Regions from separate parts of the Homo sapiens genome. Here region 2 is linked to region 1. Evidence: chromatin contacts called from ENCODE Hi-C or POLR2A ChIA-PET data. All regions are on one chromosome and are shown on one strand. The core of a region is the stretch at or near the end of the contact, and the rest is flanking DNA. Distances in the headings are between cores, read along the strand shown.

Region 1 (2,805 bases), core at 46-2,545:
TCATGTCAGCCTCCCAAGTCTCAGCCTCCCAAGTCTCAGCCTCCCAAGTAGCTGGGATTACAGACGTGCGCCAACATGCCCAGCTAATTTTTGTATTTTTAGTAGAGGTGGGGTTTTGCCATGTTGTCCCGGCTGGTCTCCAACTCCTGGCCTCAAGGGATTCTCCCTCCTTGGCCTCCCAAAGTGCTAGGATTACACATGTGAGCCACCGCACCTAGCCTGTAGGAAGGAGGTTTTGTTCCTCTTGGTCATTGTACTTTGGAGGTTAAATCAACCTGAAGTGGGGTGTGGGTGTGTCTGGAAACCACATCAGGTGAGATGTGTTTGAAGGAGGAATTGGGTTGCTTTACATGAGGAAGTGAAGGCATATGGTAACTGCAGTCAGCCAGGTGAAGGATTGTCTCCTGAAAGGAGTATAGCCGAGTGGTGTTGAAATAACTTGCTCTGTTAGGTAGTGAGCTCCCTGTCACTGGAGGCATACAAGTAGAAAGTAGATATGGATGACTCAAGGTGCTTGCAGACAATCTACAACTGGGTGGAAGCTTGGACCAGAGGATAGGAGTATCCTTTGAGGCCACCAAGATGTTTCTGAGAGTTGGGCTAGAAACTGGTCTTAGGTCTGGACATCAAGCACTAGTGGTGGTTGTAGTAGCAGTTCCTGCTATGGGGATGGGGCCTCCAACACCTGGGTGCTTCTAGAAAGTTGGGCAGAAACTGGAGACTTCCCTATTAGGGAGATTTGGCATTTGGAAGTAGCAGGGTTTAGTGCGGGGATGACTTTGTTACCATGGCCCCAGGTCTGTCCTCAGACCTGCTTGGCTCAGGGAAGGGACCGACCCCTGCTTGGGATGGAAGGGAACTGCACTTGGTGGTCAGCGTTTATAGGGGACACCCTGGCAGATGTGGAGTAGTGGAGACTCGGGAAGGAGGTGGCATCCTCCTTCTAAGCTGTGCTCAATCCACTCTGCAGGTGTTGCTGGATTGGCCCTGGATTCAAAGGATGACTGGAAGGCTCTTGGCCTTGCTGCTGACTCTGTGACGTTAGCTGGTCTCTTCCTCTCTCTGCACCTCAGCTCTCTCTACAATGGTGGTGGGGTGGAGCTGAACTCTGGGACCCTCAAGTTCCCTCCCAACCCCATCCTCTGAGCCTAACAGGCCTTAAGTCTCTCTGTCCAGGCCTTATGCAGAGCTGGGAGGTGGCTCATCACTTTTCCCCTGTGTGGGATGGTGTGGGTGTTGATGTTGGTGACTTAAGCAAGCTGGGGGAGGTCTTGAGAAGCCCTGGCAGCAGGGGTGTGGGCGTGGCTGTCTATTGAAGGCAGGAAGAGGAAATGTGCATTTGAGTTGCTGCAAGCAGGAGTCCAGTTAGGTCCTGGCAAAGACTTCTGGCCTGAAGGGTCATGCATTGAGATACCAGGATTTTTTCCCCTGGAGTTTTGGGAAGTAGAAAAGGGACAGTTGGAATTTGCCACCCTCTGAGATACAGGGGTGGGGTAGGGTGGGAGGGAGGGTGCAGCATAGTTCAGCGGTTCCCAGCCATTGATTTCATGGACCAGTGAAAAAAAACTTAGGAACAGATACAGAGTTGCCAACTTATAATTTTGCTAAAGATGGGTGTTAAGATCAACAAACCCCATGGTCTATTCTGACACTAAAAAAGTTACAAGTATAAAATGTCAGAATAAAGGATAGTACTTTAACTTTGATAGTTTTTCTCATTCTGTTTCCAACCAGTGAAAACTAAAGGACCAGAGACTGGGGTCCACTGACCTAGATTAGTATTTTTTTTTTTTTTTTTTTTTTGAGAGGGAGTCTTGCTCTGTTGCCCAGGCTGGAGTGCAGTGGCGCAATCTCGGCTCACTGCAAGCTCCGCCTCCCGGGTTCACACCATTCTCCTGCCTCAGCTTCCCGAATAGCTGGGACCACAGGCACCCGCCACCATGCCTGGCTAATTTTTTGTGTTTTTAGTAGAGACACGTTTTCACTGTGTTAGCCAGGATGGTCTTGATCTCCTGACCTCATGATCTGCCCACCTTGGCCTCCCAAAGTGCTGGGATTACAGGCGTGAGCCACTGCGCCTGCTCTTCTTTTTTTTTTTTTTTGAGACAGAGTCTTGCTCTGTCGCCAGGCTGGAGCATGGTGGTGCAATCTTGGCTCACTGCAACCTCCGCCTCCCGGGTTCAAGCGATTCTCCTGCCTCAGCCTCCCTAGTAGCTGAGATTACAGGTACACGCCACCATGCCCGGCTAATTTTTGTATTTTTAGTAGCAACGGGGTTTTGCCATGTTGTCCAGGCAGGTCTCGAACTCCTAGGGTCAAGTGATCCACCCGCCTCGGCCTCCCAAAATGCTGGGATTACAGACATGAGCCACCGCGCCCAGCCCCTAGATGAGTATTTTAGGTCCTCCCCAGGCCTGGGGATTCTCTCCAGCATTCACACCCTCTGAGCCACGTACAGACACACATCTGAGATTCGTGGTACTTGATTTGTGGCTTTGAGGAGAGAGTCTTGGGAAACCCAGAAAGGGTTTGCAGCTCCCTGGATGGGAGTTTTTCTGTATTGAAGCAGAGAATTGAATTCTGGCATTTCCCACCTCTGACCTGAGTTTTCATTGCCACAGTGTGACCTTAGGCACCTCTCCTCCTGCCACACTGACCTCACGCCTCCCAGTCCGTGGTTCATGGAGTCTTCAGTTCTCTGAAAGCTCATAGGATGCTGATGGTTTAGGAAGACTTTCATCATAAAGGGATGCTGGATTTTGTCAAATGCTTTTTCTGTGTCTATTCAGATGATCGTGTGATTTT
Region 2 (3,193 bases), core at 591-3,090, 240 kb before region 1:
ACCCCAGCATGCCACACATACACCCCATCCCTGCCACCCCAGCCCTCCCGGGAACCTCCCCCGAGCATGCCCCCACCCCCCATACCTGCCATTCTCTGCATTCCTCGTGGCTGGAGAGCTCAAACAGCGTGACGGCATTGTAGAGCTGCCAGAACTGGAGAGGAAGGCAGGCGCTGCTCACCCACCAGACTCCCCTGGCCGGCCACGTAGAAAGCCAGGGTGATGGCCAGGCCCCTCACCCAACTTTGGGTATCAACTACCCACAACACTGACAGACACCCCCAAAATGAAATGCAGGCACCCGAGGCCAGGGCAGAGCTAGGTCAGTTCTGGCTCCTGCCTTGGCATCCCTGGGCCCAGAGGCTGCCCCGGCCCCAGGATGCTGTGGGCCCCAGCATGGGGACGGATGGAGAAGGAGGGCAAGGCCTGAAGACCTTCTGTTCCTGGGGGTCAGCCCAGACAGGAGATACCCACAAACTCCAGGGGGACTCACATGGCCACAGAAGAGGAAGGGCAGGAGAAAGGTGAGGCCCCGCCACATCCAGGACTGGAACCCTTCTGTGGAGAGGAGGGAAGAAAAAGGACCCGCTGAGGGGGTCCGCTGCCCCCACAGCTCCACCAGACGCCCACCCCCAGCCACACCAGTCACCCTAAGATGAGCCAGGGACAGTCACACATGCGGGGGGTCAGCCCTCACCTGTCATAGCTGGGTGGGCATTCACTATGACAATAGCAACCCTGTCACCTGGCCTGACTGCTCTCTCTCTTCAAGCCACCAAGAGCCAGGTGACAACACACAGACACTGGGCGCTATGTTGTTACTAATTTCTTTAATCTGCACAGGGTTTTGCATTTTATAATGAATTTTCACATGCATTAGTTCTATCGAGTCTTGAGACAGGAGGACCTACTTAGGAGAGTAATTTGATGGAAATGACTATGTCAAAAGACAGCAGAGTTGGCCAGGTGCAGTGGCCCACGCCTATAATCCCAGCACGTTGGGAGGCCAAGGTGGGCAGATCACTTGAGGCCAGCAGTTTGAGACCAGCCTGGCCAACAAGGTGAAACCCCATTTCTACTAAAAATACAAAAATTAGCCGGGCGTGGTGGCACATGCCTGTAATCCCAGCTACTCAGGAGGCTGAGGCGGGAGAATCACTTGAACCCGGGAGGCGGAGGTTGCAGTGAATAGAGATCGTGCCACTGCAATGCAGCCTGGGCAAGAGTGAGACTCCGTCTCAAAAAAAAAAAAAAAAAAAAAAAAGATAGCAGAGTTGTATTAAAAACAGTTTCCCCTGAAATTCTCAATGAGGTGTCTCCTCACTTTTCTGGCTGGCACTCCTATGGCTTCAGAGTGAGGCATGTCTCCCCCGTGTACATGCATTTATATACTTATACGTGTTGGTATGTAGACATGTTACACACAAATGGCTAATTTGTGTGTGTGTATTCTAGAACACACACAAAAAAATAGACACTTCCAGAGGCTGAGACAGAGGCCCTGCCCTCGGGGCCTGGTATGCAGCTGGCCTGGCACTTGGCAGCTGAAACAGAATCCAGGATGAATTCTGGAAGGCGCTTCGGATAAAGGGCAGCGGCCTGGCTCCGCTGTATGGGAGGTGCTCGCAGGGCTGCACTCCCGGTGTGGGGAGCTGGCAGGTCCAGTACCTGCCCCGGCTCCAACCCAGGCCCAGCTACTCACCCACTGTGAGATCCAGGTGGTTCCTCTCCCCCAGGGCCCGCAGCCGGTAGAGGCAGCCCCTCTGGTAATAATATTGCAGGAACTGGACGCAGCCTGCAGGGGGAGCACAGCACCTGGGCTCAGGGCCTGGTGTCCCCGGAAGACAGGGCCACACCTCTCTGCCCCAAGCACAGGCTGATGGGTCTTTACTGGGCAGAAGCAGAAAGGGTGCCCTGGTTACAACCCTCTCCCACGCCCACACACCACAAACAGACACACACACTCTGGTCTGAACCTGCTTTAGCCCTTATCCAGAACACAGAGAGAACACAGGTATGTGAGGACCCATCTAAGCCCCAACTAGATTTGAAACTTCTGGAATTTTCCATGCAGTAGACACTCAATAGATGCTTGCTGGAATGCAAGCTATGCCAGTGCTATGTTGGGAGCTCTGTGCAATGCTAAGACACAAGACAGAGTTCCATCCAATGGGATACTTCGTTGTTGCTAAAAATGAGGTGGTAATGACATGAAAAATAGCCATGATAAACTGTTAAAAATTCAAAAGGCAGGTTATAATAGTAAAGCTCTATGTACAGAAAGGTCCCATACTTGTAAAAGATACATAATGTAATACACACATGTATATACCTATTTATGAATAAAAACTTTTGAGAGGACATAGATCTTAACTAACGTCACCTCTAGGGTGGGCTGATATACAATTTCCATTCTTGGCTTTATACATTTGTATTTGTTTGCAAGCAGGTTTTAACTTAAAATGTAGGTTGTAGTATCTGAAAAGTCAATACAGCCAGGCGTGATGGCTCATGCCTGTAATCCCAACACTTTGGGAAGCCAAGGCAGGCAGATCCCTTGAGGCCAGGAGTTCAAGACCAGCCTGGCCAACTGGTGAAATCTCATCTCTACCAAAATACAAAAAGTAACCAGGCATGGTGGCAGGCACCTGTAATCCCAGCTACTTGGCAGGAGAATCGCTTGAACCGGGAGGTGGAGGTTGCAGTGAGCCGAGATCACAACACCGCACTCCAGCCTGGGTGACAGACAGAAACTCCATCTCAAAAAAAAAAAAAAAGAAAGAAACGGTACGGCGTGGTGGCTCATGCCTGTAATCCCAACACTTTGGGTGGCAGAGGTGGGTGGACCACCTGAGGTCAGGAGTTCCAGACCACCCTGACCAACATGGTGAAATCTCATCTTTATTAAAAATAAAAAAAATTAGCTGGGCGTGGTGGTGCGCACCTGTAGTCCCAGCCACCCGGGAGGCTGAGGCAGAAGAATCGTTTGAACCCAGGAGGCGGAGGTTGCAGTGAGCCAAGATCGCGCCACTGCACTCCAGCCTGGGCAACAGAGCAAGACTCCATCAGAAAGAAAGAAAGAAAGAGAGAAAGAGAGAGAGAGAGAAAGAGAGAAAGAGAGAGAGAGAGAAAGAGAAAGAAAGAAAAAGAAAGGAAGAAAAAGAAAGAAAGAAAGAGAAAGAAAGAAAGGGAA

Evidence for each region. Hi-C counts contacts between places; a loop is a spot of excess contacts on that map. ChIA-PET counts read pairs that join two places held with the same protein, here RNA polymerase II (POLR2A). Pooled maps may share reads with other maps.
Region 2: a loop to region 1 is called in a map of sigmoid colon, with 2.0 times the contacts of the local background. The contact joins two enhancer-like sites. A Hi-C loop is called at or near these places in 2 of 168 maps with a recorded cell type or tissue (CD4-positive, alpha-beta T cell and sigmoid colon), 3 of 37 single-sample maps with no recorded cell type and 6 of 50 pooled maps. POLR2A ChIA-PET finds 5 or more read pairs at or near these places in 9 of 52 experiments (A673, AG04449, CD4-positive, alpha-beta T cell and 6 more).

Annotation. Positions count from the first base shown.
Region 1 is chr12:121,529,226-121,532,030 of GRCh38, reverse strand. The region is part of intron 8 of KDM2B (lysine demethylase 2B); the gene reads left to right. Among named protein-coding and RNA genes, the nearest start is that of KDM2B-DT, 50 kb to the left of the region's middle. RefSeq lists an enhancer at 2,032-2,533. Within about 2 kb of position 1,295, at least 23 of the 41 ENCODE cell types and tissues checked have a DNase peak (open chromatin) inside an H3K27ac peak, as active enhancers do.
Region 2 is chr12:121,772,023-121,775,215 of GRCh38, reverse strand. TMEM120B (transmembrane protein 120B) reads right to left here. Exons shown (of 12, transcript NM_001080825.2): 9 at 1,703-1,795; 10 at 494-558; 11 at 86-154. Among named protein-coding and RNA genes, the nearest start is that of RHOF, 20 kb to the left of the region's middle. RefSeq lists silencers at 1-233, 1,885-1,934. Within about 2 kb of position 1,840, at least 14 of the 41 ENCODE cell types and tissues checked have a DNase peak (open chromatin) inside an H3K27ac peak, as active enhancers do.